Regions from separate parts of the Homo sapiens genome. Here region 1 is linked to region 2. The links are chromatin loops, found by intact Hi-C in ENCODE. Cell type or tissue: GM12878. All regions are shown on one strand. Each heading gives the region's core, and the rest is flanking DNA. Links, peaks and the distances in the headings are about the cores only.

Region 1 (16,400 bases), core at 4,956-12,955, 170 kb before region 2:
CAGCAACCCATATTGCCAGATCACATCAGCACACTGATAGGCATCACAGAGATACTTTTCCTCTCTGAATACCTGCAGAGGCAAAGGACACATTTTATTATACGGGATATAAAAGAAAGTTCCATTGATATTCCTTCCTGATAGATAAGAAGGAAAGAGGGAGATGGCTTGGCAAGAAAGGGTAAAGGATTTAGTGACAGAGGGATGTGTTATGTTGCTAGTGACAATTACTAAAATCGACTAGTTTGGCTTTAAAAAAAACTGTGCATGACTTTGGCATGTACAGTCTAAGTTTTCTGCACATGTGTGTATGTTTATGTGGGTGTTACTGAGGAAGCAGCATTATTTAACTTGCAACTTGCTCTTATCATGAGTGACTTTCCAAAGAACACATGCTATCTTCTTTGTAACTCTGATGCCCTCTTCACTATTAGGAAGTTTCTTTACACACTGGAGAAGAACAACTGTTCTTTATTAAATATGCAGTCAGAAAAATAGAGATAGACCTTTACAATCTTTTACTGCCTCCTATATCTTCATCAAAGACTTAGGAAATATTCTGAGTAGATATTTTTAATATCTCATTGCAACCTAAGTGTTCTTAAAAGTAGGATAAGGCAGTTTAAAAAGTTTTTCTATTATTAACATATCTAATTCTCTGAAATGTAGAATATGATACACTAAAAGCTTATTTATGAGATGCCAGCGCCCAGCGATAGTCTGCAGAGTTGTAATTTGTTGATTTGGCACCAATGGTCATAGATATCTTTTTTTTTCTCAACTAAAAATCTGCGTTGATTGCAGTTCTGTGAAGGCATGCTTTCTATTAGTGTTATTTATGCACTACAATGGAATCATACAATATTTGTCCTTTTATATCTATTTATTTCACTTAGCATGTTTTCAAGGTTCATCCATGTTGTAATATGTATCAGAAAGTCATTCTTTTAATAGCAGAATAATAATCCATTGCATTGTGATATGTTCCATTGTATATATGACATTTTATCAATTCATCTGTTGATGAATACTTGGATTATTTTCACCTGTGGCAATTATAAATAATGCCGTTATGAATGCTTGGTTTTGGTTCTTTCGAGTACACACCTAGGAGTGGAATTGCTAGATAATATGCTGGATCATAAACAATATCTCATTGCAACCTAAGTGTTGTTAAAAGTAGGATATGAAACAATGGCTGCTATGGTACAGATAGATGGTGAGAATGAATTATAATTCATTTAGTAAAGTGATCTTAGGTCCCACAAGAGATTTATTTATTGTTCCTTTATGGATTAGGATAAAACTAATTTTAAATTATAAATTTTTGGTTATTTAAAAAAATTTATTTCAAAAATACACACAGTACCTTATAGGCCTGGATGAGCATGTAGATTACCCCAGGGGCGCCATGGCACCAATGGACAAGCAGATCTCGATTATCACCTATACATGGAGGGTAATTGCCAGAAGGGAATTTCAGCTGGCAGACGTAGTCTACACTGGGCTTGACCAAACTATGTAACTTCCCTTGGCTCACTTGAAGGCTGGGCTAAAAATGAGAAGGAAATTATTAGTTCTGCTGAAGCAAATAAACCTTCCTAGGTCTCAGTATATTTAAACCAGAAAAAAAGCATGGCTAAGGGGAAATGGAAGGTCATTAAGAGGTTTTGGATTTCATCCAATTTTTCCACCTATTGGATGCCTTTATTTTAAGCTTTTGTGATTTCATTTAAAAATTTTAAACAATGGGACAAAGTAAAATTGCTATCAGTTAACTCTTAGGGCCTTTTGTATATATGGTTTTTCTTTCTTTTTTTTTTTTTTTTTTGAGATGGAGTTTCACTCTTGTCACCCAGGCTGAAGTGCAATGGTGCGATCTTGGCTCCCTGCAACCTCCACCTCCCGGGTTCAAGTGATTGTCCTGTCTCAGCCTCCCAAGTACTTGGGATTACAGATGCCTGTCACCACGCCTGGCTAATTTTTGTGTTTTTAGTAAAGACGGGGTTTCACCATGTTGGCCAGGCTGGTTTTGAATTCCTGACCTCAGATGATCCGCCCACCTTGGCCTCCCAAAGTGCTGGGATAACAGGCATGAGCCACTGTGCTCGGCATTTTGTATATATTGTTTTTCAATATTAATTGCTATCTACATACATATAAATAATTTTCCTAAGTCAATGCCTATGAATGTGAGTGTAAGAGAAGTTTCTCATGGTTTCAATATATAAAACAAGCTTTAAAAGTCACAAAGAGATGCACTGGACAAACCAAGCATGACTTTCGTTATTACATTTAGAGAAGAGATAGGTGGTATTTTCAATAGAAAAAGGATACTAACAAGTTAAGAGACCTGGAATCTAGATTCCAAACTACAGCATGCCTCTAGATCAAGTCTTTTTGCAGAGGATTTAGGACTGATCTAAATGCCACATTATTTTGACATAACAACGTACAGATCCATAGGACATACTGACATACAGCATATGAGCCACCATTTTTGATACACATTTTAGTTTCTCCTTTTGGTCCTGTTCTTAATTCAATGACTGCTAATGTCTTTAACAGATTCAAAGTGCTGTTTCACTAGGCAAGGTGTGGGGCATGTGGTGGTGAGGGGTGGGCAGTGGTGTGAAGCACAGGCAGGAGGCGGTCGTGGTGGGGTCAAAGCAATGCTGACAATATGACTTCCACAAGATTCTGAAAGTGGACTGAGTTGTTTAGAAGGCAGATTTCATTTCATACAAAGAATAGCATTTAAGCTCAGAGTGTTACAGTAGAATGAGTGGACTCTCCTCAAACTTGCAGGAATTACCCAACATGGCCTAAAAATAATGATGTTTTATTTTATGTTGATGAAGGCGTACCTACTAGAATAGACTTTCAGGATTAAAAATTAAATCATTTCAAAGAGATGATAACCTGCAAATGGAAAAATCAATACTTGGGTTTTCAGATTTCTTACTACAGCTAACACAAGGAGGCAGAGTATGTCTCCTGATTATTTGTTTCAATGAAAGTTTGATGAGGCTGTCTAGTCACTAACCAACTATGTCTCCTGATTATTTGTTTCAATGAAATTTCGATAAGGCTGTCTAATCCTCTTTGGAGAGGGCCTCTAGTATGTTTGATTCTAACTAACCTTGAAACTTCAGAAGACTCTTCTTTCCTGAAAGCTTTTAGGAATCTACATTTACTACTGGGAATAGAGAGGAAGACATGCACCAGAAAAATAAAGAAATTTAAGTCTAAATGTCAACATCCTAATTATATAACCTCTAATTGAAAAGTGTAGAATAAATACGCTAGTCTCTGATTGCCACTAACACTCAATGTGTGACTCTGCATTCAAAAATAATAATAATCTTGAGTTTTTCAGTTCTGTTGTCCTTGTTTATTTATAGGTAGAGGGCAGGTCCAACACTGATCTTGTATTATAAGAGCCAGCTACTCAAAGAGCTGGTAGTATGTATATCCAAGCACTCCTGCTGAACACGTTAATGAAACACTTTTCTTTATGCCACAGTGTGCCTTGGGAAGGTGACAGGGGTACCTCTGCTGCCATTAAAAATCAATTTTCTTTGCCATGAATTCTTATTCAGAAGTGCCAGTTTCTCCTTAAGGAGAGCTTCGTAAGTCTCCCAAAATGATGCTCTCCTGAGAAGTCCTCTTCTGATCTCTCCCAAGTTATGTCTGCTGCAGTAAATTCTATCTGTCTTTAGTCTATTTGACTTTGGTTGATGTGCCCCAATAGTATTAGATCCCAAGAACTGTAGGGCAGAGCATATTCAGCTGTTTTTCAGGTAAGTAGAAGTCTCCTCAGCTTTGCTCTCTAAGTGAGCATTAGGCAACAAGTGCTCATTTGTTTTCTATTGATTTTGTTCTTATTCCTGGAATTTGTTGGAATCAGTTGTACCTTTTAATGTGGAATAATAGTTTTAATTCAAAGCACTGGCTGAAAGAGCAGAGCAGAGGCACTTCATACAGAATTATAAGTCAAAACACTTTAGTCTGCACAAGTGGCACTAAGTGGGCAAGCACGATCACCTGCAAATCAAACATCATTTTAAAACGCAGGGCCTTTAATGTTTATACACTTTTAAAGGCACCTTCGTAAACATTACTTTTGTTTGTCTAGGACAAGTAATTACAAGGAGAGTACTGTAATGCAGTGGTTGACAGAATGACAAACTAGAACTAGAATATCTGTTTTCTCACCCATGATAGTACATGGGTCAGGAAGGACATTTTAAAATTTCACCATAATCACTCCTTACCTGCATCAGGTAGTAATAAATTCCAGCCAGGCCATGAGCAGCCCCTACATAATATTCCTGGTACCATTCATACATCAGTGGAGACTTTGCCGTGAAGTTTCTCTTCCTAGCTAGGTTTTCTCCAGAGGTTAAAATTGTTTCACAAATCTACAGGGAGAAAACCAACCAAAATAACAAGTTAACTGAACAAAAATCTTCCTGGAGGAGGTAAAGACTTTTTTGCTAAGAGGTACTGGGGAACATGACAAATTAGACACCAGCTTATAGCCAGGGAAAGGCACAGTTTAATTCTCCATCAGAGAAGTGTGTGGGACTGTATTTAGCCTAGAAGGGGGAGGGCGTAGAGGATCTTGAGCTCTTTGCATTACAGTTTACAAGAGTTCGCCTGTCAAAGAAAAGCATAAACTCCTCTAGGCACCACCAAAGGAGATCCTCCATCTGGGAGGTGAAATTTGGCTCTAATCCTCTTTGGAGAGGGCCTCTAAATTCTGAAATGGAGCAGACTGGCCTTCGGACTCTTGAGACAGAAATGTTTCCAACAGCACTCCGTAGAAAGCTATTGGTTCTTGGACTGTGCCCAACCTTTAGAGGTCCAGATACACCTTCCTTTATATGGAATGTGCTAACTACAGAGACATAAACAATAGTTTAGGCAGATAGTAAGTAAATGGGATCCTAAAAAGGCTCCTAAAAACACAAAAACGTGGTACCTGCTGAATATGGCTTTGAGGAATCTTTTCCACTCCAAAGTTCTTATTGACAAAAAGAAGAGCATAGATGTAGCCTATTCGCCCATAGAGCATTTCATTTGGAGCATGAGGATCAATCTTATTTAGGTGAATTAGCCTAAAAATAAAAATACATGCCCCAAATAATTTGAAAGGAACCAGGTATTGGTGTATACTTAAAAATGGTACATTGAAAAAAATATACATGCACACAAAATATGTATTTATACATATATAATATCTATTTATAGAACAGTCACGGTTCACAGATTAGCCCTCCATTAAATTTCTTCACTTAACAATGGAACTGACAAATACATTCATAAAATGAAAGAATACAAATGTATGGCTGAGGCTATCTGAAATCTCCCTAGTTCCTCATGGAGGCAGGCCCTAAGGTGAGTATTTTAGCAGTTGGGGTCAAAGAAGCCAAGAACTGCTGGCTTTTAGGGCATTTAGCCCAGAGAAAGGACTAAGCCAACACTCAAATGGCCCATCATCTCCTTCCTTGGTTTATTTCTTAATGTGTCACCAGGCCTACTTGAAGTAGGTTTCATCTATCACAGTCAATAATACATGTACATTTTTTTTTTTTTTTGAGACAGTTTCGCTCTTCTTGCCCAGGCTGGAGTGCAATGGCGTGATCTCGGCTCACCGCAACCTCCGCCTCCCAGGTTTAAGTGATTCTCCTACCTCAGCCTCGCGAGGGGATGGGATTATAGGTACACACCACCACACCTGGCTAATTTTGTATTTTTAGTAGAGACGGGGTTTCTCCATGTTGGTCACGCTGGTCTCCAATTCCCGACCTCAGGTGATCAGCCTGCCTCAGCCTCCCAAAGTGCTGGGATTATAGGTGTGAGCCACTGCAACTGGCCAATACATGCAAATATTAATAGTACAAGAGGTGTCAGTCAGGTCTCCATCTCCTCAGTCTCCCAGCCTTCTAGTTCTCCTCAGAAATCACCATGGTTACCATTTTTTTGTGTGTATTCCTAGATTTTATGTACACATAAGCATAAATATACATATGTATAAATATTCTACAGCTTGCTATTTAACAATACATCTTGACAATGGTTCCATAACAGCACACAGAGTAGTCACATTCTTTGTAATACTTGCATAGAACCCCACTGAATTATAGTTCATTCAATCCCTACGGATAGACTCAGTTGAGCTTCTCAGAAAAAGTTACTTTCAGTTCTGATTTCAGGTAAGATGGAGCAAGCATGCTCTGCACCTTGTGTCTCCCTCAAAATGTGGCTCTAAAACCTGGACAGGATACAGCAGCTATTTGAGGTCTCTGAAAAGCAAACAGTAACATGCAAAAAGGGGAAGAGGACAGGAATCTGAAGTAGCACCAAACCAATGGTGAGTTTACCATTTTTTCTCTCTGGTATTCCCCGGTCTGAACTCAGTACAGCACAAAACCCAAAAGTAGGCACAAGTAGGCTTATAGAGACCCAGAAGAAGCCCTCTAGTGCTGTCTGAACAAAGAGAACTCCTAATATCAGAGAGAATGGGTTAACCCTCCATTTTTCTTTATTTTCCTTTTCTCAGTTCTCTTGTGCCCCAAGCTACAAAGCAATCTCATGCTGGGAGCAGGTGCGAAGACAAGGGGAGCCCTGGGAGCCTAAACTCTGAGGGAGGGAAATTTCCCCACAGATTGGAGGAACTGCAGTCTTAGGAGGGGGTTATAAGCCCCCATTGCTTTACTTCTCTGTCCTCCACATCACCTGGCCCCAGATGCATGCATAGTCATAGACATGGCACAGCAGGGTCATCAAAGCCCCACCCTTTTCATCAGAGACCAAAAGGGGAAGCCTCAGGAACCAGCAAGTAGGGGAGAAGATCACAGAGGGAAGTCAGTTTAGGAAAGTAACCATCTTTGGTAGTTTGACCTCTGAGAATGTTCCCTTTTTGGGGGGAGGGGAGTGGGCAGCAAATATGATAGGGAAGAAAAATGTCCTTGCTATTTTAGATGTTTTGTCACATGAAATTTTGAAGTGCATCTCAATCATCCCTAAATTAGCCTATAAATTTGATATGATCCTATTTAAGTTAAAACATTTTAATTTTTGGTGAAACTTAACAAAATGATATTAGCACAAAGAGCCAATGAAACTCTGGAAGAAAGTAGTAATGAGACGACATTAGCCCTAACAAATGTTATCAGGTAGCTTTCGACACTAAATCTTTGTTCTTAAAATTTTTCATCTGTGAAATAAATAGTCCCTTCCAGTTTAGAAATTATCGTGTTTATCTATATGGAAATTTAATTTTAAAGTAGTTAAGCAGAAGCAGTGTGCCGTGCCTGTGCATGTCTGTCATCTAACTTCAGTCTATACACTAGGGATGGTTAATTAGCATTTGAAGTAACAAACATCAGGTCCCTCCAACCCCCGCCCCAAAGTGATGTATTTGAAGTACTCTAAGCAGGAGTCAACACTCAGAGGTACTCAGCACTGAAGTGCCTCTTTTTCATATAGGAACTTTATCAAAATCTACACCAGAGAATTTGTTATTATTAAGGAATGATAGAAAATGGTTTTTCATTGGTGGAATGAGTGGTAAAGATGGGCTGGAGGTTTGGAAGATGGTACGGGCTTTCCCACTCTTTGATGAATAAAGTCTAAGAAGGGCTTGAGGGCAATGTGACTTTCTCTGAGCTACAAAAACAGGGTAGGAGACTGTATGTATGTATGTATGTGTGTCTAAAGAGTATCTTCTTCCTAAAGTGTTTGCACAGTTGGCAGAATTGGGCACCCACTTGTGCTTTCATTTGAACATACTCAGAAGGTAGGGGTAGAGCTGAGGGGGTTTACAGCCTTTACTGCCAGTCTCTGGAGACCACCAATATGTACAACAAAAACAAACAAAATCAAACAAAATCCCAAGCAAACAAAAACCTAACAATTGTTACCACCAGGCTATAGATACAGTGAGTGAAAACATCCTAGCTCAGCAAGGAGGGCAGATATGAAAGAGAACAATCTTCCTCTCCCATCTCCCTCTCCACTACTTCCACACGCTTGTGGTGAGGGGGGAGAAAACATTTAAAATGAAGAGGATAGGTTTTAAATAAGCAGAATGAGATGATTTTAGTGAGTGAAAGTGGCTGACAGTTATGAAAGAAAGACTGAGAGAAACTTATGAAGGAGTCTTTAAGGGAACTGCAGGAAAGTGGGGGTTGAAAAAGCATGGCTAGTTGCAGTTAGTGAAACAGTTTAAACTTTTTCATATTATTTCCTCATCAAATTGAGGCAACTCAAATTAGTTAAATATGCAAATGCTGGCTCATCCATTTTTTTCTTCTACAAATATAGGCAACAATTCATAGTGAAACAGTGGTTATCTTAGGAAGAGATATACTGAGAAATAGATAACCAAGAAACTTGGCTAGAGGTTTCTTTCCTTTTTCTTCTAATACATTTTCTTGTATACTTTGACCTTTTTTAAAACAATAGGGCTTATGGATAGAATTATGGGCCATTTTGTTTTCTACTTCGATACCATATATATCTACACACACACACTCCCTTAATTTTTAAAAGTAATTTTTAATTTTTGAATACGAATTTTAAATTTTTAATAAAAACATTTATTAAGAATTTTTTTTCTCATTCCAGAACTGGGAGCTCAGTAACGTTGGGGCCATAAGAAAACAAAATGTGTTTATTAGATACAAATTCAACTGTTACAGTAAACAATGAATATCTCAAGTTTTGATATGAACCTATTTTTAATATAAATGTGTCAAATTATATAGAAGTTCAATATAAAGTACTTTTGACTTACTTTTGCAAAGATTGAAAGAACTATGAAAAAAAATTACTGTAATTTTTTTTAAACACATACTGTTCTATGGAAGTATTACACCGAATTACTGCATTGATTCCAATGATATTCCAACTGAAATAAAATATTTGAACCACGGCATTAACTCCATTCCTTTTTTGCTGATGTTAGGACATACATTACCACTAGGTGGCAATATATAATTAGCATTCCATTTACTTTGCAGCCAAACACATTTGCATTTGCAACATTCAAAGTAGGTAGCAAATACCTTTCAAATATTTATCTAAAATACAGTATTGCTCAGAGCATCTTATTAAAACAATACAGTTTAGGGTAATAAAGGAAGCATATCCCTTTTTTTCTGGATTTGAATTCAAATCACTAAAATTCATTAGTTGGGTTCGATGATTACTAGGACTTAACTGCAAGTTGTACATGCTATATTCTCAAGATATAAGACTAAAAATAAAATATTTATATTAAGATATAAAAATAAAGAAATGATATCACTGATAAATCATAATGGTTATTTTATGTGTTTTCAGAAACTCTCAAACTAACAAGCACTTTGTTGCAGCTTCATTTATTTGTTTTGATATGTTGATATTAATGCAACCCATCTTTAGAAGAGATAGCCAAGTCACTGAAATGTCACTGAAAGAAGAATGAAGACACACAAACAGGATAGTTCTGTTCCTCTCCTCACAGTACTTCCTCAGGGTGTTACTGGGGAGAGTTTTTGGCCTTGTATTATCAAAAGGTTTGTAACTTTAAAAACAGATGTCCAGTGTCTGGGCAGGGCATTTCTGAAAAAAAGGCAGCAGCCCCAGTCAGGGAATTACAGATAAAACCCCTATCTCCCTAGGACAGAGCACCTGGGGGAAGGGGTGGCTGTGGGCACAACTTCAGCAGACTTAAACATTCCTGCGTGCCGGCTCTGAAGAGAGCAGTGGATCTCCCAGCACAGTGCTCGAGCTCTGCTGAGGGAAAGACTGTCTCCTCAAGTGAGTCCCTGCCCCCCTGTGCTTCCTGACTGGGAGACACCTCCCAGCAGGGGTCGACAGACACCTCATACAAGAGAGCTCCGGCTGGCATCTGGCGGGTGCCCTCTGGGACAAAGCTTCCAAAGGAAGAAACAGGCAGCTATCTTTGCTGTTCTGGAGGCGCCACTGGTGATCAATATCAACAAAAAGGACATCCACTCAGAAACCCCATCTGAAGGTCACCAACGTCAAAGACCAAAGGTAGATAAATCCACGAAGATGGGAGAAACCAGTGCAAAAAGGCTGAAAATTCCAAAAACCAGAATGCTGCTTCTTCTCCAAAGGATCACAACTCCTTGCCAGCAAGGGAACAAAACTGGGTGGAGAATGAATTTGACAAATTGACGGAAGTAGGCTTCAGAAGGTGGGTAATAACAAACTCCCCTGAGCTAAAGGAGCATGTTCTAACCAAATGCATGGAAGTTAAGACCCTTGAAAAAAGCTTAGAGGAATTGCTAACTAGAATAACCAGTTTTGAGAAGAACATAAACGACCTGATGGAGCTGAAAAACACAGCATGAGAGCTTTGTGAAGCATACACAAGTATCAATGGCCAAATTGATCAAGCAGAAGAAAGGATATCAGAGATTGAAGATCAATTTGATGAAATAAAGCATGAAGACAAGGTTAGAGAAAAAAGAATAAAAAGGAACGAAAGCCTCCAAGAAATAACGGACTATGTGAAAAGATCAAACCTACATTTGCTGTACCTGAAAGCGACGGGGAGAATGCAACCAAGTTGGAAACACTCTTCAGGATATTATCCAGAACTTCCCCAACCTTCACATTCACATTCAGGAACAACATTCACATTCAGGAAACAGAAAGCACCACAAAGATACTCCTTGAGAAGAGCAACCCCAAGACACATAATCGTCAGATTCACCAAGGCTGAAATGAAGGAAAAAGTGTTAAGGGCAGCCAGTGAGAAAGGTCGGGTTACCCACAAAGGGAAGCCCATCAGACTAACAGTGGATCTCTATGCAGAAACCCCAGAAGCCAGAAGACAGTGGGGGCCAATATTCAACATTCTTAAAAGAATTTTCAACCTAGAATTTTATATCCAGCCAAACTAAGCTTCATAAGCAAAGGAGAAATGGAGAAATAAAATCCTTTACGGACAAGCAAATGCTGAGAGATTTTGTCATCACCAGGCCTGCCTTACAAGAGCTCCTGAAGGAAGCACTCAACATGGAAAGGAACAACTGGTACCAGCTACTGCAAAAACATACCAAATTGTAAAGACCATTGACACTATGAAGAAACTGCATCAACTAGTGGGCAAAATAACCAGCTACATCATAATGACAGGATCAAATTCACACATAACAATATTAACCTTAAATGTAAATGAGCTAAATGCCCCAATTAAAATACACAGACTGGCAAATTGGAGGAAGAGTCAAGACCCATAGGTATGCTGTATTCAGGAGACCCAGCTCATGTGCAAAGACACACATAGGCTCAAAATAAAGGGATGGAGGCATATTGACCAAGCAAATGGAAAGCAAAAAAAAGGCAGGGGTTGCAATCCTAGTCTCTGATAAAACAGACTTTAAACCAACAAAGATCAAAAGAGACAAAGAAGGCCATTACATAATGGTAAAGGGATCAATGCAACAAGAAGAGCTGAATATCCTAAATGTATATGCACCCAATACAGGAGCACCCAGATTCATAAAGCAAGTTCTTAGAGACCTACAAAGAGACTTAGACTCCCACACAAAAATAGTGGGAGACTGTAACACCCCACTGTCAATATTAGACAGATCAACAAGCAGAAAATTAACAAGGATATTCACGACTTAAACTCAGCTCTGGACCAAGCAGACCTAATAGACATCTATAAAACTCTCCACCCCAAATCAACAGAATGTACATTCTTCTCAGCACCACATCACACTTATTCTAAACTTGACCTCATAATTGGAAGTAAAACATTCCTCAGCAAATGGAAAAGAATGGAAATCCTAACAGTCTCTCAGGCCATAGTGCAATCAAATTAGAACTCAGGATCAAGAAACTCACTCAGAACTGCACAACTACACGGAAAGTGAACAACCTGCTCCTGAATGACTACTGGGTAAATAACGAAATTAAGGCAGAAATAAATAAGTTCTTTGAAACCAATGAAAACAAAGACACAATGTACCAGAATCTCTGGCATACAGCTAAAGCAGCGTTTAGAGGGAAATTTATAGCACTAAATGCCCACAAGAGAAAGAAGGAAAGATCTAAAATCGACACCTTAACATCACAATTAAAAGAACTAGAGAAGCAATAGCAAACAAATTCAAAAGCTAGCAGAAGACAAGAAATAAGTAAGATGAGAGCAGAACTGAAGGAGATAAAGACATGAAAAACCCTTCAAAAAAAATCAGTGAATCCCAGAGTTGGTTTTTTGAAAAGATCAATAAAATAGATAGACCACTAGCCAGACTAATAAAGAAGAAAAGAGAGAAGAATCAAATAGGCACAATAAAAAATGATAAATGGGGATATCATCACTGATCCCACAGGAATACAAACTACCATCAGAGAATACTATAAACATCTCTATGCAGATAAACTAGAAAATCTAGAAGAAATGGATAAATTCCTTGACACATACACCCTCCCAAGACTAAACCAGGAAGAAGCTGAATCCCTGAATAGACCAATAACAAGTTCTGAAATTGAGGCAGTAATTAATAGCCTACCAACCAAAAAAAGTCCAGGACCAGACAGATTCACAGCCGAATTCTACCAGAGGTACAAGGAGGAGCTGGTACCATTCCTTCTGAAACTATTCCAAACAACAGGAAAAAAGGGACTCCTCCCTAACTCATTTTATGAGGCATCATCCTGATACCAAAACCTGGCAGAGACACAACAAAAAAAAGAAAATTTCAGGCCAATATCCCTGAAAAACATCAATATGTAAATCCTCAGTAAAATACTGGCAAACCAAATCCAGCAGCACATCAAAAAGCTTATCCACCATGATCAAGTCAGCTTCATCCCTGGGATGCAAGGCTGGTTCAACATACACAAATCAATAAATGTAATCCGTCACATAAACAGAACCAAAGACAAAAACCACATGACTATCTCAATAGATGCAGAAAAGGCCTTCCACAAAATTCAACAGCCCTTCATGCTAAAAACTCTGAATAAACTAGGTATTGATGGAATGTATCTCAAAATAGTAAGAGCTATCTATGACAAGCCCACAGCCAATATCATACTGAATGGGCAAAAACTAGAAGCATTCCCTTTGAAAACCAGCACAAAACAAGGATGCCCTCTTTCACCACTCCTATTCAACATAGTATTGGAAGTTCTGGCCAGGGCAATCAGGCAAGAGAAAGAAATAAAGGGTACTCAGATAGGAACAGAGGAAGTCAAATTGTCTCTGTCTGCAGACGACATGATTGTATATTTAGAAAACCCCTTCATCTCAGCCCAAGATCTCCTTAAGCTGCTGATAAGCAAAGTCTCAGGATACAAAATCAATGTGCAAAAATCACAAGCATTCCTATACGCTAATAATAGACAAAGAGCCAAATCATGGGTGAACTCCCATTCACAATTGTTACAAAGAGAATAAAATACCTGGGACTACAACTTACAAGGGATGTGAAGGACCTCTTCAAGGAGGACTACAAACCACTGCTCAAGAAAATAACAGAGGACACAAACAAATGGAAAAACATTCCATGCTCATGGATAGGAAGAATCAATATTGGGAAATGACCACACTGCCCAAAGTAATTTATAGATTCAATGCTATCCCCATTAAGCTACCACTGACTTTCTTCACAGAATTAGAAAAAACTAGTTTAAATTTCATATGGAACCAAAAAAGAGCCTGCATAGCCAAAAGAATCTTAAGCAAAAAGAACAAGGCTGGATGCATCATGCTACCTGACTTCAAACTATACTACAAGGGTCCATTAACCAAAACAGCATGGTACTGGTACCAAAAACAGATATATAGACCAATAGAACAGAACAGAGGCCTCAGAAATAACACCACACACGTACAGCCATCTGATCTTTGACAAACCTGACAAAAATAAGCAATGGGGAAAGGATTCCCTACTTAATAAATGGTGCTGGGATAACTGGCCAGCCATATACAGAAAACTGAAACTGGACCTCTTCCTTATACTTTATACAAAAATTAACTCAAGATGGATTAAAGACTTAAATGTAAGGCCTAAAACCATAAAATCACTAGAAGACAACCTAGGCAATACCATTCAGGACATAGGCATGTGTAAAGACTTCATGACTAAAACACCAAAAGCAATGGCAACAAAAGCCAAAATTGACAAATGGGATCTAATTAAACTAAAGAGCTTCTGAATATCAGAAGAAACTATCATCAGAGTGAACATGCAACCTATAGAATGGGAGAAAATTTTTGCAATCTATCCATCTGACAAAGGGCTAATATCCAGAATCTACAAATTTACAAGAAAAAAACATAACTCCATCAAAAAGTGGGCAAAAGATATGAACAGATACTTCTCAAAAGAAGACATTTATGTGGCCAACAAAGATATGAAAAAAAGCTCATCATCACTGGTCATTAGAGAAATGCAAATCAAAACCACAATGCGATACCATCTCAAGCCAGTTAGAATGGCGATCATTAAAAAGTTAGGAAACAACAGATGCTGCATAGAATGTGGAGAAATAGTAATGCTTTTACACTGTTGGTGGGAGTGTAAATTAGTTCAACCATTGTGGAAGACAGTGTGGCAATGCCTCAAGGATCTAGAGCCAGAAATACCATTTGACCAGCAATTCCATTACTGGGTATACACCCAAAGGATTATAACTTATTCTACTACAAAGACAAATGCACACGTATGTTTATTGCAACACTGTTCACAATAGCAAAGACATGGAACCAACCCAAATGTCCACCAAAGATAGACTGGATAAAGAAAATGTAGCACATATACAACATGGAATACTATGCAGCCATAAAAAAGGATGAGTTCATGTCCTTTGCAGGGACATGGATGAAGCTAAAAACCATCATTCTCAGCAAACTAACACAAGAACAGAAAACCAAACACCACATGTACTCACTCATTAAGTGAACAATGAGAACACATGGACACGGGGAGGGGAACATCACACACCGGGGCCTGTCAGGGGGTGGGGGACTAGGGGAGGGATAGCATTAGGATAAATACTTAATGTAGATGACAGGTTGATTGGTGCAGCAAACCACCATGGCACGTGTATACCTGTGTAACAAACCTGCATATTCTACACATGTACCCCGGAACTCAAAGTATAATAACAACAAAAAAGTAGAAGCATAAGCAATGATTTTTACAAGCCATAATAATAGGTAACATTTATAAGTACTTTTTCAGTTTAGGTGCCATAATTTATGCTAAGTGATTTCCATCAATTATCTCAAATAAATAATCTGCACAACATTCCTTATCTCTATTTTACAAATGAGAGACTAAGGTTTAGAGTAATTTACCCAAGATCACACAGTAGGGAGTGCAGCTGGAATTCCAAAGCCCCCATAGCACTCACAGCCCCACACTGGCTATATAGGCTCCAGGCTTCCTTCTCCAGAACCTACTAAATAGCCTTTTAAAAATTCCTTTTCTGAGATAAAAAAGAAATGTGGTATATACATATAATGGAATATTATTCAGTCATTGAAAGGAACAAAGTTTTGATACATTCTATAACGTAGATAAACCTTGAAGACACTATGCTAAATGGAGTAAGCCAGACACAAAAGAACAAATGTATAATCCACTTATATAAAATACGTAAAATAAGCAAATTCATAGAAAAAGTAGAATATAGATTACCAGGGGATGATGGTATGGGGGTATGGGGAATTACTTTTTAATGGGTACAGTTTCTGTTGGAGTAATAAAACATTTTTTGAAAATAAATAGTGCTGATGGTTGTACAACACTGTGAATATAATTAATGCCAATGAACTGTACATTTAAAAATGGTTAAATTGCAAATTTTATGTTATGTATATTTTACCACAATAAATATTTTTAAATCCCTTTTCTGCTTATTAAAAAAAAAAAAAAGATGTCCATTACTGACTCGTCACACTACAAGAAGGGAGGTTATATATTTCTGGACCAGAAAGCCAGAGCGCTTCATCATTCTAAGTACTGGCCCCAAAGCACTATAAATGTTAGGTTAGCCATCTAATTGGGAACAGGCAACACACTTTATTCATGTTGTGGCACTGATGTGTAGAAGTGGGTGGGATGAAAACAGATCTGATATGTATCAGGCAGTAGAACAAATTAATGCAATGTATTGTCCTCCCCTCCACTCCCCAGCCATTTGTAGGACAATTTGAACATGAACATACACACACACACCCTCCTTTTGGGGAGTTATAGATCCCTTTAAGAAAAGCACAAATGCTCCCTCCTTGAATATAATTTGGGGGTTTTATACACTGCCAGAAACCCTAAGATTCTGGCCCAAGGTTAAGAATATGTACTATAGGGAAACACTGATTTCCTTGGATTTCAATTTCTGTAAGGATT
Region 2 (16,400 bases), core at 2,927-10,926:
TTTCAGATAAATTTTAAATATGTAATACTTCAAATTTTCTTAAATATACCCAAAATATTTCCTTAATTTTACAGAACAATAAAATGTCTGATTTCTGGCAGTCTTTTCCATGCCCAGGCTAGACAATCTATAAACATATTGTCTAACTCTTCAAGATACCACTATGACTTGCAAATTGCATATCTGAATTGCATTAACAGGTTGTTTATTCCTGCTCTTGTAAATTTTCCCTTATTTCTAATTAAATTTGGAACAGTGTGAAAAGGTTATCTGTTTGGCTTTAGTGATCATTGAATATGTATCTTGTCACATAATTGACATGAAGATTTCCTAAACTGACATTAGTGGTAATTTGAGTCTATTTGAGGAATCACAAAAGTTTACTGAAAATAGCATTATGACTGCTATTATTTTAAATTGGAGACCAAAAATGCATAGCAATCTATTATTCTATGAAAAGATTCAAACAATGTTTATCCAGCGAAAATAACTGGGTAGGTTGCAAGATCAATTTAAGTTTAGTTCTGACATGCAACTTGTCCAAACTAAATCACCACATAATTTTTCTAATTGATTAGTGTATGATGAGCTGTAAAGATTGTGGAAAGACACATTGAATTTGTCACAGAAAGTTTAGTCTCCTCCTACGTTCAAAATCATAATCATCAGTATTTGTTATGACTCTCAAGGTTCTATTAATATTAATGCTTAGCTGTAAGGAAAGCCAACCTGTCTTGAATACTGACTGATACTCATTTACAAATAGTTTCTGTTTCAGTGTTAATATATTTCTGGTTTCTTTTTATTTGCCTTCCATTCTAAAGAACATGCGCATAAAGCAAGATCTTACTAAGAAAAGGTCTCTATGCTTCAACCTTGAATTTCTTATTTTAATACTATGGTCCAGAGCAGGTACAGGTGATTTCCTCATCAATCTCAGCAAATACAGCTGAACTCCCTGAGTGGTAAAAGACTGACCTAATGAAGATGCATTATACCAAAACCATGGAGAAAGTGAGAGAGGAAGAAAAAAAGGAACACCTTTTTTTTTTTTTAATTTGAGAGGCTTTATGATATATTTTTTGTTCTTATTTGTTTTATAAAATATATTTTACGTCCAGTTCAGTTACAAATTAAAGATACATAAGCTCTTTCTTTCAATATGAGGTCTTAAACATGTATTACAGGTCATGGCTATTGGTCGTACCTTTGAGGAGAGTTTCCAGAAAGCTTTACGGATGTGCCACCCATCTATAGAAGGTTTCACTCCCCGTCTCCCAATGAACAAAGAATGGCCATCTAATTTAGATCTTAGAAAAGAGTTGTCTGAACCAAGCAGCACGCGTATCTATGCCATTGCCAAGGTAAGATGTTACAAGGGGCCCACAGCTACTAGTTGCTTTTCCAGAATGTAGTCAGTCTGGACATTAAAATAAAACTGAATCACAAAGTGGTTTTAAATCAGGGATTTTTGGAAAATTTTTAATTCTTTTATAGTATTAAACTGGAAACATCTATAGATTTCATTAGAGTCTTTTACAATTAATGATAAATTATCATTTTTATTTGACTTTAAGCCTGGATTTAAGGGCAAATTGCAGTTTTAAAGGATGATTAAATAGATAAAATGTCCCCCTTTTTAAGTATACTTAGTACTAATACTCAAGTAGATTTGACTATATTGACTTGTCCTTTACTATTAACTTTATTACATGTTCCTTGAATGTGTAAAATTGTATTGTAGAAAGGAAGGTGCATACAATAATGTCCCTTAGTATGTGCCACTTGAGTCTAGAATAATCTTAATTTATTTGCTTCTCTTTCTGTGTTTAAAAAACAGCAACAGACTATAAAGGCCCACATGATTATAGGGTTTTCCATGTAATTATTTTATTGGTCTTACTTTCAGGAAAAAAGGCCCTACATTTCTCACTTCCCTCCACTACTTGCTTCTCATGCAAATTAAATGCCATGTTAATCTACTTTTATATTTACTGTGCTTAGAGTTTTGAAGTTTCAGCTCATCTGATTTTATAAAAGGTGACTTGGGCAGCTGGAATCTGTCTGGTCAGAAATCCCTGAAAGGCTTTTTGACATTTAAGGAAGCACAAGCGTTAATCCTCCAACAGTATCAAACCGCACTGGTTCTACAAAGCTCTACTGACCATTTTATGTTTGTGTGTGTGTATGTGTGTGCATGTGGGATGAGTCGGTGAAAACATGAACTTTCTCTTTAAAAGGATTCCCGTCTTTGTAATTTGCCTGTGTAGAAACAGAAAAATGTTGTTAGTGATTTTGAACTCATCGCAACTTTTATGTCCATATTTTGAGTCCTTAAGAGACCTGAAGGAGAGGAAGGGATATTTCCTTAATTGCATCCAATGTATATTCTCCTCGCTCTTATGGTTTCTAAATGGAAAATATTTAAGCCCTACTGAAATTCTGGGAGTTGCTATTATCTCTTGATGGACATTTTCCCATGTTGAGTTTCAAGGTAATTAGAATTTTTCTCTGGCGGTGGCGGGTGGGATAGCAGTGATAAGAAGTTATTTTAGAAAGCCATTTCACCTTCATCATTTATTATCCCTATTTCAGTCTTTTATTTAAGAAGCAGCTCATGACATTCATATGTGTGTGTGTGTGTGTATATATATATATAAAATTTTTTTCTCAGGCAAAGGACAGTAAATAGATTTTTTCCTTAAGTCTAGCAATCATGTTTCTGCCACTTTGAAGGAGATGAAAAAGGCAAGCATTTCCAAGTTCCCAGCTAAGCTGTAAAACTCAAGCAAATCTCTCATTCTTTTCTAACAGACTTATAAAAGATGAGAATCTGGGAAAAATGTGTGGAGGTTCTTTCTTTCACAGGGTACCCTATGTATGAGCAAGAAGTGCAGGGGCTGCGTGTAAATTATTGCCTGCTCGAGTGCTGGGAGAAGGAACTGATTTCTGTTTGTTAGAGGTCATCATTACTGTTCATTTCAACAGCAGCCGGGAACTTGGTGATTTTGACAGAGAGTGTAAGGACGGTGGAGGGCTGAAGGGGAAAAAGAATGAAGGGAGTGTGTAAATCTTTGCTTGCTTTCATGAGTCTTAGAAAGAGCAACTTGCTCTGAGGTCTGATTTTTACAGCAGTCTTATTTCAGGATGACTGGATCATCACCTCTTTTGATTTGGGGAGAATGCGGGGCATTATTTTTGATTTTTGGAACATTAAAGTAACCTCAAACTTGTTTGGGGGTCATTATAGACTTCATTACAGTGATGTTACATAGCAAAGCTGCAGTGCTTGGAGATGAGGTCTTAAGACTGGCAGGATCTTGCTTGCTGTTGAGAAATCATGGATTTTTTTTTTTATCCAGTCTATCATTGATGGGCGTTTGGGTTGGTTCCAAGTCTTTGGTATTACGAATAGTGCTGCAATAAACATACGTGTGCATGTGTCTCTATAGTAGAATGATTTATAATCCTTTGGGTATATACCCAGTAATGGGATTGCTGGGTCAAATGGTATTTCTGGATCTAGATCCTTGAGGAAATGCCACACTGTCTTTCACAGTGGTTGAACTAATTTACACTCCCACCAGCTGTGTAAAAGTATTCCTATTTCTCAGCATCCTCTCCAGGATCTGTTGTTTCCTGAATTTTTAATGACAGCCATTCTAACTAGCATGAGATGGTATCTCATTGTGGTTTTGATTTGCATTTCTCTAATGACCAGTGATGATGAGCTTTTAAATGTGGCACATATACACCATGGAATACTATGCAGCCATAAAAAAGGATGAATTCATGTCCTTTGCAGGGACATGGATGAAGCTGGAAACCATCATTCTCAGCAAACTAACACAGGAACAGAAAACCAAGTACCACATGTTCTCACTCATAAGTGGGAGTGGAACAATGAGAACATATGAGCACAGGGAGGGGAACATTTCACACCGGGGCCTGTCGGGGGGTGGGGAGGTAGGGGATGCATAGCACTAGGAGAAATACCTAATGTAGATGACAGGTTGATGGGTGCAGCAAACCATCATGGCCCGTGTATACCTATGTAACAAACCTGCACGTCCTGCACATGTATCCCAGAACTTAAAGTATATATATATATATAAAAGAAAGAAATCATGGATTTGACTGTAGTCCTTTCCTTCCTTCCAGTGAAATGACTACAGGATTCTAGGCCCTCCCTCACTGTATGTGCTTGTGTGAAAACCTCCTTTGATCTCTTAAAAGTTTCAGTAACTTAAGGTTCTCTCCACCTCACAGTGTAGATGGCCGACAGCTAATTGTGCCTTTAATCACTTAGAAAGTAAGACAGAATATTAAGTCTTTGGGAACCTGACTGTAATTACAGGGAGAATTAAACAAAAGAAACATACATTGACTAGGAAATGAACATGGCTTTGAGTATTTCTGTTAAATGTCATCTTACTCTAGTCAACAAAATTATGAGCCATGCCATATCTCAACAATTATAATCATGGTCTCTCTGATACTATCATTATGTAAAAGCTTTAAGAAAAGTAAGCTCCCTGGGCTGAAATATACCAGCAGAGTTACTAGTTGCATATATTTCTTAATGGGTCTTAAAAACGCAGTGTGTTATTCTAAAATATGTTGTTCTGGAATATTTTCAGATTTTTCACAGGGTATATACACGTACACATACACACATACAAGAATAAGAGTAGACATCTTTTTGTATAAAGATTTTGGTTTTGAGAGTTTATCTCTTTTTTCAGTTAAATTTTCTACTCAGCTTAATGACCCATAGTTGTAGTTTTACTTTTGAGAAATTGATAAAGTAAGCTTGAGGAAGAGGCTGAGCTGCCTATCAGAACAGAAGTTATTACTACATTGTTTTGGAATATATTAGGATTTTAAAAAATGCCTGCCTTAGCACAAAAATCATAGTGACTGATTCAAAACAATTTTTTATTTGAAGTCCTCTGTGAGGAAATATTCTGGAGGAATAAAGCCAAGCCAGATCCGACCCATAAATTCTCACTGACTATTGTATGTTTGTGTGAATGTGGAGTGAGGTGATAAAAATATGCTATCTCCTACAAGATAACTATCAACACTACAAGTTAAGAGATCATTATATTAATTCTAGATTTTCTTACCAATTTGGCTTAACTGTAGTTTCAAGAGACTTTCTTTAATTCCAAAGAGATGTACCAAATTTAGGGTATAATGGGTAACACAATCAAATAAAGAGGAGCGAGTCAAAACCTGTTAGGAGATTTTTCTGAGAACACACCACTCAAGGCAAGCACCTACTCTGTATGCCATTTGTGGATATAGTTGGCACCATCTTTATGTTTATTGGAAGGAATGTCAGTGATGTCAGTTTCATGTTTTGTAACTCAGTCTACAGTCTCGGGCTCTCTAAATAACACACAGAGGCATGACTGCTATGTATTTTAAACCAAATAAGACATTTAGAAAAATGTTTGCCAAAGAAAGTATCTCTTCTCCTCTTGGCAGGCCATTGATGACAACATGTCCCTTGATGAGATTGAGAAGCTCACATACATTGACAAGTGGTTTTTGTATAAGATGCGTGATATTTTAAACATGGAAAAGACACTGAAAGGCCTCAACAGGTAAGGCAGTGCTGCTCTCATTCATGCCAGACACCTTCAGTGCAATTTTTAAAGAGTCTTCTTCCTACTCTTAAGCATTTGGTCTACATTGTGATTCAATGAGGTAGATAGTGCCATTGTTGGAAAATAGTACCCGTAGCCAGAAGACAAATGGCAGGTTTTTTTTTTTTTAGATGTTTACCTTTAGAAATGTATCCATTAATCTTTTTAATCATCTTCTATTCCCACCCTTGTCATCAGACATAGTAATAAGGTCTTTTGAATGCACAAAATTGGTATACATTGATGAACGTGTATTATTTAATTATGAAGTATTATCTAGATTTAAATTTTATTAATCAATTAAATGAATATTTGTTTTCTATAAATTTTCCTCTACATTCTGAAGTCTGTTTTCCCCTTTTAATATCAATCTATACATTGCTGTATATTGAGGAGAAAATGCATTCCTTTTGCGCTCTACTGTTTTTAAATTGGGACATTCAGTTCAGCATACAATTAAGCCACATTCAGGTTTCTCTTAACAGACTCTTCACCTCTGACTAATTTACATTTTTATCTCCATCATGGCCAATTATTTTTAAACTTCATTTTATGTTGAGAATATTTTGATAATGTAGTCCTTAAAATCTACTTTTAAATTTTTCATGGGAAACTGCTGGGGCACCTTAGGCTGATGAAAGCATGGATCAGTTTTAAACATCTATCTTCAATAAGAGGAGCATTTATTAGCAGATTAAGAAAGACAATATAGTCCTCTTGAACTTCTTCCCTCTGAAAGCACTCTGAAATACACTACTATTGGAAAGACGTCTTACCTGCAAACTAGGGATGTGTTTAGAGAAGGAAAAATTTTGTTTGTATAAAAATTGTTCTCAAATGATTTGACAAAATGTAGATACTTTAATCACTTAAAATATCTTTGAGGACAGTGGAAAATCTCAAAACCTGGATTGCTCAACTATTTAGCAATTGCAACATATACTTGGGTTACTGTATTTGCCTGATCAATATGTGTACAAACTAGGTAATAAAACACTTGCTTTTCTTTTTGAGAAAAATTAGGTTCTTTTTCATCTATTTAATTATTGCCCATGTCAAATGCTTGGTTTTGAAAACTGAGGAATTCTATCTGACAAAGATGAAACCAGCTATAGTTGCTTGTAAATCATCCTTTCTAGTGATCACATAAAATGAACAGTAGACAGCAAATAATTTAGGAATTGAACCTATACATTTATCTTATAATTTTGCTGACTTAAGTTTCCCTTTCTTGGTTTATGATGCCAGCAGAACTTCTGTGTAAAATTATAGTCTGTTCTACTGTTCTCAGTTTCAGGCAACTGATTTCAAATGCCTATGAAACCACTCCAATTAAGCCACATGGGGGTGCTAGAAACTTATAGTATGCCAGTCACAGCAGTGGAAAAGACCTGGGGTGGAAAATAGCAGATGTTATTGTGATTTAAATTTCCACTTGACATACGTTCTGATTTTTGGACAAATTCAATGTTTTAATTGAATAGTTTTCGTTACAACCAGAAGGCAGGTTGAGATTCTAACTAAGCATAAATAAGGGTATATTGATAGTGAAAAAGGTCCTTGGAGGATTAAAACAACACACTGTTACAGATCATTTATAATATTTTTCTGACTTCCACATTCTGTTGCATTTATTTGCCGACAATTTGACATTTTCAATCTCCATTTTCTGGCATAAATATATTTGTAAATAGGGATATTTTCTATTGTTCATAATGATCTACATTTAAAACTCTTTATGTAAAGCTTTATATCATTTCAAAAATTTCAAAAACTTACACTTAAAATCATCTCTACTGTATAAATTTGTTTTTGATCCAGGGAGGTTGAAGTGTCTATTATATAGCAAAAGCTAAAGTAAACCTGAAGTGGAACTCACAGATGATCCACGGCGTTAGCAAACCTAAACCCTGAACTCATTATCTGAGTGTCACTTTATGGTTTAATTCCTTTCTTTTTGAAGTGTCATTGATGCACGCATAGCAATTTGATAATGATTGTTATTTAGCGGTATTAGATAAATAACAAGAATAGATGGCCACTAAAGCTACCTGTCTCCATCATTTTGTGGCACATAGGGGTCTGAAGTTGAAAGAATACGACAGCTGATGGAATGAATGTTAAGTATGTAAGGCCTTGAGTTTCCTTGCCCTATTTTAATTATACTCACCATTAGTCTGGGTCTGAGTCCTCTGCTTTTTCTCGGCCCCTCAATATCCAGGGAGGCTTAGTCATCAAGGTACGTACTGCTCCAACAGTAACAAGAGCTCCCTATTAATGACCTATAGCTGACTTACATATTGCGAGTTTGGAGAGAGGCTGAGAAGATTAGTTGTTCTTTTTCATTTGTATTTATTTATGGTTTACTTTGAAGATCTCAACTGCTTCTGTGTTAGAATGGCTGTCTTTAGCTGTAGGCCTAGGAGCTAGCGATTTATTTGGTGTGCGTTCAGAGAACTCCAAAATTCTCCTGCCTCAACATCTATCTCTGCTGCCAATGTACCGCACTCCCTTTGTACTTTTCATAGAGATCCTTGAGAAGACAGGCAGTGGGGCTCTCACTTGGGAAAAGAGAAGTAAATTAAGAGAAAAAATATAGAATGCTAGACGTGGGTTTTCTGGTTCCACCCTTGTGCATTGGAAGGAGCAGACTATGGAGCCAGAGATTGGTGCGCAGTCCTCCCCACTGTAGAATCAGACGTACATCACCTCTTTCATTTCTCCAGATTCATGTTCTTTCTCTTAATCTCTGCTTCTAGTTTTTTTGTGAAGCTTAATTTATATAAGTATAAATGACATCTGACATATTGTGAGGGCCCAAGAAAATTTTTCCTCTTTTCCCCTGAAAATAAAAATGCTACTTGTTGTAATAAAGGTTACTTTATGATTTTAGATATGTATTATATATTATGATTTTAGATATGTAGATATGATAGTTAAATATTTAAAGATTCATTTTCAGACTCACAATTTTTATTTGCTTTTATATTTTGCAATGTATCATTTCTTAATTTCCTTTATGATGCATCACTTATTTTAATATCAGACCTATTTTTTAAAGGAAGCAATTGATAGCTACGATGCAAATGCTATTCTTATTAAAAGATAAATAGCTTTCCCTTATGCTAATGAATAAAAATTCCTACTCTACAGTTGTTAATCAATCTCGAGTTCTAAAGTCCGATAAACACATTTAATAGCAGAGGATGAGCATATCATTAAATTGATGGTCAGTCTCTGACTTGTGTTTACATATAGTCATCTGAAATGAAGTTCAGAATTTGAGTCCCAAATAGACTATACCCACGCATGGACACAGGGAGGGGAACATCACACACCGGGGCCTGTTGGGGGGTGGGGGGCTAAGGGAGGGATAGCATTAGGAAAAATACCTAATGTAGATGACGGGTTGATGGGTGCAACAAATCACCATGGCACGTGTATACCTATGTAACAAGCCTGCATGTTCTGTACATGTATCCCAGAACTTAAAGTATAATATAAAAAAAGAAATATAAAAACAAGAACATAGTTTATGTTTGAAATGTAAACAATAAATGTGCTTATTTATGCAATAGCTTCAAACAATATATTTTAAGATAAAATACAATGGAAATTATTAAAAAAGATATACTCACATATTTAGTATATATAAATATTCACAGACTGAGATGGGGAAAACAAAACAATGATTGTAACTAGGTAGATATTATGGAAATAACTGATGAGTTTTCCATGCCTGTGAGATAGTAGAAATTATAATCAGAAACCCTTCTCTTTGAAGGGGAGAGATAAACATGTTTCATGTTCATGATTACGTATGAAGTCTCATCTTTCTGCAGGGTGATGAGACAAGAGGGATAGGTGTATTAGGCCATTCTTGCATTGCTATGAAGAAATATCTGAGACTGGGTAGTTTATGAAGAGGTTTAATTGGCTCACAGTTCTGTAAACTTCACAGGAAGTGTGGTGCTAGCATCTGCTTGGCTTCTAGGGAGGCCTCAGAAATCTTACAATCATGGCGGAAGGCAAAAGGAAAGCAGCCGTGTCCTATGGAAAAAGCAGGAGCCAGCCAGAGAGAGGGAGTCGGTGGGGGAGGTGCCACATACTTTCAGACAACCAGATTATGCAAGAATTCACTCACTATTGCCAGGAGAGCACCAGGGGGTTGGTGCTACATCATTCATGAGAAATCTGCTCCCATTATCCAGTCACCTCCCACCAGTCCCCATCTCCAACACTGGGGATTAAATATCAATCTGAGATTTGGGCAGGGACAAACATAAAAACTATATCAACAGGTATCAGAATAATCAACTCAGCATCCTAGCTTTGAGTGCTTGCCCCCTCAGAACTCAGTATGCTGTCTCTAATACCTGAATATAGTAGCAATGGCAACCCTCACAAGACTTCTGAAGCAATATCTATTCTTACCAGCTTAGGTAATAACCATTATTTAGACAGCTTCAGCCAAAAAAAGATCTCTTTCCTGTTTACGCTCACTGACTTTCTCCTTTTCCACTTAAACTGCTTATTGCTACCCAAGGGCATGGTAGGGAAGCTGACTGTTCTAGGCAGTTCCCCAAATTTATAGGCTGGTGTAGTAGCATTAACTGACCTAGGGTGATAACATATTTACAGTGGATTTCTTTAGGATTTGAGAAGTTTCTTTTTACTCAGTACGATATAAGTTGTGTCATGTAGGATTCGAATACTTGTTATGTGTATGCTTTGGAATTTAGATGTTTAATGGTCACCAAAGGTCTTTTAACTTCACATTGTCAGATCACCCTGCAAGGAGTTTGAGGAAAATGAAGTCTATATAAATTTTTAGTGGAACCACAACATGTGCATAATCTCTGTCCATTAGCTTTCACTGCTAAGCTATTGATATTTTAGTCTATTTTTCCCATACTCACTCTCCCAATGCCGACGCTTTCACATATTGTGCTCTTCCCATGTAGTATTTTAATAAATACCAAAAGAAAAATATCCTTACTCCGATCTGTAAGAAATTATAAAAATCTCACCTATAGTTCTTTTTTCCATTAGTGCATAGATTCAATTTTGGTCATGTAAAGATCTCCTGCCTGGAGAGAGGAAATGCAGGTACCATAAATCAAATAAAGATGTCAAATGTCTTCACCAACTAGGTTCTTCTGATATAGCCTATTCCTTATTGTAACCAAATAATGAATTTATAACTCTTAATACTGAAACTTGAATTTTGATTCAGTTTAATAATTCTGAATGCCTTCCAAGGGTAAGATAATAATCACAAAAATTTTTGGACTACATATTAAGCACTGTTCTAAGCACATTATTTTGTTTAATTCCTAACACAACATTAAGAAATCAGTGATTGTCCTAATTTTATTGATAGTAAACTGAGGCACTGAGAGATTCAGCAGTTTCCTCTACATCACATACTAATAAATAACAGAATTGGGATCAAGTCTAAGCAGGACTCCAGAACCCAGGATACTTGCTATTTAACCCCTTATATTTGATATATAATTATATTCTTATATACTTTTTACTTTAGTAAAAAGTAAACATTGTTTTTATGTACAATGTTGCTATTTATGTGAGCAATATTGTGGATGAAGCTTAGAAAGAATACTTACATGTAAGTATATACCTACATACTTAAATATCAAATATAATATATTTATATTTGTGTATACCATAGATGACTGCTTAAAAATAATACATATATGTGTATGCTTATATACTTACATATCAAGTATATGGTATGTAAGTGTGCATGTAAATATATTAAATATATGTAAACATAAGCATATATATACACACACAGAAACAGGTTTGCTTGGGGTATAGAAACAGATTTGTTTAGAGGTGTAGATAACATCTAGAGGAAATAAGAAGTAAGACTACCTAAAATAGACAGCTTCAGTTTAGAAACAGTAGCCAATAAAGGGGTGATAGTCCTATCATGGTAGAATCAGCATATATAATGAAGGTTTCTACTATATTATTAATAAACAAGCACAGGTACAAATATCCTTCAGTTGGACTCCCCTTGCTATAAGTATGTAAGGAATTCAACTATAATAGAACTTGTGAGAAAGAACTATTTCAGGACTTTACACCCCCAAGCATTATTATTTATAATACCAATTTGGATTGGCAATTTTATATTGAAAGACAATCATGATACTTAAAAAAAAAAAAAAGACACATGAACAGGCAAGAAAAAAAAAGTGAGAGTACAATTACCAGCTTTAAGCATCTGCTTATCCCTCTGGCTGTAACTGTTTTTAATTTTTTTATTTCCTTATTTTGTTTTTTTGGTTTCTTTAGCTATTTCTGACTGACATATCCAGCTTGGAGATTTTATTATACCTGCCTAAATTGTATAATTTCGCTCTTTTACTGGCTAAAACTAAGCTGAATTAAGTTTTGAATCCTTGCTTCAAGTGATTATCTTAAAGAAGATGGCCAGCCTCTGCTTTTGCTATACCATGTTAAATCATCAAAGTGAAGGTTTTCTACCATTTATGATGATTGCTTGTTCTTGTGCATTCCATTCATTTTGGGCAATTTTCCTTCAATGGTCCATTTTGCTCTCTTGTTTTTATGTACAATGCCGCTATTTATGTTAGCAATGTTGTAGATGACTACTTAAAAAGAATCTATTTTCATTCATTTTACACGTTCAAAAGTAGGAGATATAACCATTGTGATACAATTTATACCATACGAGTATTGGAAGCTAAAATTTGTATTTGTTTCCCTATTGTTGACATAAACTTTACTATGGATTTATTTACAAATTATCCAGATATTGCTTTTGTCTAATATTCTGTAGGTTTCATGTGGTTTTTTTTTGCTATCTTCACTCTAATAACTTTAATATTCTCTTTCCTCTTTACTGCTTATAGTCAATATAGTTTTAAAAAAAAGAGTAAAGTGCACTTTTCAAGGGTCCAATTTCCATCCGAAATCACTATGTTCAATGTGATAAACTATGTCCATTGGTGAGTGGTGAAAAATCATAGGCGTGCCTATTGCTTAGGAAAACAATCTAGGACAACCCTGGTGAGTTCCACTTGGGCATTCAAGTGCTAAATTGAGCTCAGTAAAGTTGGCCATTTCCCTGCAGCCACAAACTTCTGGCAGATGTAATAATGCAGGTGTCACGTTAGCTGGAACACTCCCTTTGAATGTCCTCTCCTACACATGCTAACTTCTATTGACTTTTTATTTAACTTGCTCATGAGGCATGGCAAAAATCAGGCAAGAACGTTTTGTGCTTATGCTTGATTGAAGTTTCTGGGGGAAAAGTGTCACCTAAGAGTTGTTGGAACTTAGATATAAGAAACAGAAGGGTCAGTACTTTACTTTCTGATGACAATGTATATTTTCTGGTAGAAAAAAATCAACAACTTTCATCTTAAACTACTAAATATACAAGTAATTTAAAGAAAGATAATATAACATATAATCACATTATAATTTTTGTGATACTTTACTATGACATGTTTTTGTGATAGCATCTATTATTTTGGATATAGAAATGAGAATGGAGATGATTGAACACTTTAGTGGAACCCATTAATTTGATTTGCAGAAAATGGTCTTATGTCTTCTCATATTACTACTAACTCACACGATATTCTAAGCCTCAGTTTCACCCTAGTAAAAACAAAACAAAAAGAAACAACACAAACTCCCTTCTTATTTTACTGGTCAGTCATGCAGCTAGCTGAATATATACTATATGTGAAGTAACAAACTTTAAAGAAAAACAGTCTTACCAGTTATTACATATTACCATTCTATGCTTTCAGTCTTCATACTCCAAGCCATTTATATAATGAACCTCTTCAGGTGTACTAAAAAATGGGGCTTATATATACAAGTACTTATTTCTTTGTAAGAGAAGAGTAATACCATGGGAAATTTTATAACTCTGTGAACTAATGCCAAAAATACATTTTATTTTTAATTTGCTTTTATGTTCCATGTAATAAAAGGATATTTTAGGTGATGTCATAGGTTTGATAGGACTCCACTAATTTTTAAAGTAATAATTTATTGAGATAGATATAAAATTTTACATCAAATATTTAATGTTCTGAGAGTCTTCATTTGTTATTTAAATAGTGTTTTCATAGTTTTGGCAAATGATTGTGCATTTTTGAATTTGTGAGAGAGTACTTCCGAGTCTGGCATGGACAAGATGAATGTTTTGCTTAAAAGGTTTTCAGAGTAATATTCAGATGACTCATAAAGTGCCTATTATGTTTCTGTATATTAATTATTGTATGTTTGCTAGTTCATAAGAATATACAACTTAAAAATTTTAAGTTGATTTAAAATAACACATACTCAGAATATGTGTATATATATCTATAAATAGTCAATAATTAATACATTATTCCTGTGTTAATGTCTCTGAACTAAGCGTGATGGGATATATATTTACTTGATGGCATTTCTTTTTATTAGGAGCTGGTATTAGACCAAATGGTATTTGTTCTTCTATTCAGTCATTATGTATTGGGTACCTACTATGTGTAAGGTTTTGTGCTAGTTCCAAAGCCATTTGTTGATGAATAATCACTAGTTATTAGACCAAATGGTATTTGTTCTTCTATTCAGTCATTATTTATTGGGTATCTACTATGTGTAAGGCTTTGTGCTAGTTCCAAAGCCATTTGTTGATGAATAATCACCAGTCATTGAATCTATAATATAGGTTTATAACCTATACAAAGAGCTATATATAGACAGGACACATTAATGGACATGTGAGAAGCAGAAATATGAATTCATGAAAGTTTAGTGGAGGTTAGAAACAAAAGCTCTTAGCTAACTTTACACATGTTATCTCATACAAGTCTCGATGTACAGTTTTTAGGAGGTATGTGTCTCTATCCCATATTTTATGAAAGAAATGATGACTCAGAATGTTTAAGTAAATTCTCCTTACTCCATATTGGAGCCAGGTTTTGAGTTCAGAAATCTCTCAGTCCAAGGACAATATTCTTTCCTTCAATATATCCCACTGTCATGGGAGCCAAAGGAAGAAGGAAGAGAGAATTTAAAATAAATGAAATAGAAAGACACTTTCAAGAGGATTGCATGGTTTAGAGAGAGAAGAGAGAAACAGAATTAAGTCCTCATTTGATGTTGGGTAGGTAGGAGTGGAAGCTAGGCTATAAGGTCCAAACACATAGTGAGAAACAGGTAGGTAAAGGTATGAATTCTACTCAGGAACTGACAAATTGTGTTTGCTCTTTATCCTATTTATGCTATTTTTCATAACAGTGAAAATCTGACTATGAAGAAATTAAGATAGTATAAGAAGAAAAACTAAAGTGGATATTAGCTACCTGTTTGTTCATTGGGTGAAATAGTTGACGCCACACAGTCTTACTTCATTGTTCCGTAAATATTGCATATATCCTAATATCATCCCCCAATTAAATTGTGATTTTCATTAGGGAAAGTATCCAATACCATAATGTCTTAATATGTTTTTATTATAGGTCTTTCTTAGCAAAAAATTGTGTTAATTTGTATGAATGCAGAATAGAGTTCACTGTGGCATAAGGTATAAGTCATAATTTCTGAAACAGATACAAATGGTTTCCAATTCTTTATTTACCATATATTTTCTTGGGAATTGATATATGGTGCTTTGTATAAACACTCAACAATATTTGTATGATAATATAACAAATAAACTTTCTTGGTAGAAAGTGAAAATCATCATTTCTTAGTGATGGCAAAGGAGGGGGAATTGTAGTGGAGCAAAATGCATATGATTCCTGGTTGTTCAAAGGGATTGAATTCACAAAATTCACAAAATTATTAATTAGAAAATACATAGCCCAAGATATAAACTGACTGTGTTGGGAAATATTGTAAACCAACATCTCTAGGTTTTAATTTCTTAAAGTAGTTATGTATCTACTAATTAGCTAGGAAGGCTCTGAATAAACTGTTTTTTAATAAAAAGAGATTTATCTAATTGTTTTATATTGTCAAAGATTATATACATGTAGGCAGTATAGGTATATCGTGAAATCTCTAACTCCTGGTGAGAACTAACCAGTGTTTGTGTATTCTTGATCTTCAAAAATTATTCACGTTTTCAAATTTTTGCATTTTCTGAGAAGTTTTTGTGAGAAATATTCACAGACATTTTCAACTATATGAAGGGATATGATTTTATTAACCAGTGAAGAAGGTTAAGGCAAAAATAAATACTTATTTAAAATACAGGCATCTACTGTATATCTCCGGTGACCTTAAAGTACATTTCTATTATAATAAAGGTGAAAAATATCACTATCCTATTTTTATGGATGGTGAAACTGAATCACACGAGGTGTGTGTCATACTTTATGTCACACCAATCAGAGGAAAACAAGGAATCTAGCCCAGGGCTCCCACTTTCAGTTTTAGTCACTAACCCTTTTCAAAAGCTTCTTTTGCGAGATATGACTTTTAAATCAGACAGCTGGAGATCAGTTCCTGCTTAGCGGTCAAGTTGTGAGCCACCTGCATTGTTGACCCCACTTAGAGAGGAGACATTGTGAGGAATTTGCCCTTTTCCAAAACTCTTGGGGGAAAACACAGGAAGTCTGGCAGGGAGAAAGCCCCAGCAAGTCACCTTTGAAAAATGTAAACAGGATTTTCAAGGGTACAAAGACCCAGGATAATAATTTTCTTTTTAAGTTTTGCTTTATTTATAATAAAAGATTTGTATAT

The links. A loop is a pair of places that touch in the nucleus more often than their neighbours do. Peaks named below come from ENCODE experiments on the same cell type or tissue, not always from the same donor. Only the 100,000 strongest peaks of a DNase experiment are listed, where the experiment ranks them.
Region 1: it touches region 2 in a loop (2.4-fold over the local background); 3 of 110 quality-filtered maps call a loop at or near these places.

Annotation. Positions count from the first base shown.
Region 1 is chr2:210,436,321-210,452,720 of GRCh38, forward strand. LANCL1 (LanC like glutathione S-transferase 1) reads right to left here. Exons shown (of 10, transcript NM_006055.3): 5 at 4,988-5,123; 6 at 4,278-4,424; 7 at 1,370-1,552; 8 at 1-72. The region is part of intron 2 of LANCL1-AS1 (LANCL1 antisense RNA 1); the gene reads left to right. Among named protein-coding and RNA genes, the nearest start is that of LANCL1, 32 kb to the right of the region's middle. RefSeq lists an enhancer at 6,446-7,031. In GM12878, for the core only: a CTCF peak has its summit at 9,002 (motif pointing right); a DNase peak (open chromatin) is centred at 6,344; H3K27ac peaks cover 996 bases.
Region 2 is chr2:210,610,930-210,627,329 of GRCh38, forward strand. CPS1 (carbamoyl-phosphate synthase 1) reads left to right here. Exons shown (of 38, transcript NM_001875.5): 20 at 1,188-1,364; 21 at 5,494-5,612. CPS1-IT1 (CPS1 intronic transcript 1) reads left to right here and starts at 6,642. Exons shown (of 1, transcript NR_002763.2): 1 at 6,642-8,947. In GM12878, for the core only: a CTCF peak has its summit at 6,991 (motif pointing right); a DNase peak (open chromatin) is centred at 7,030.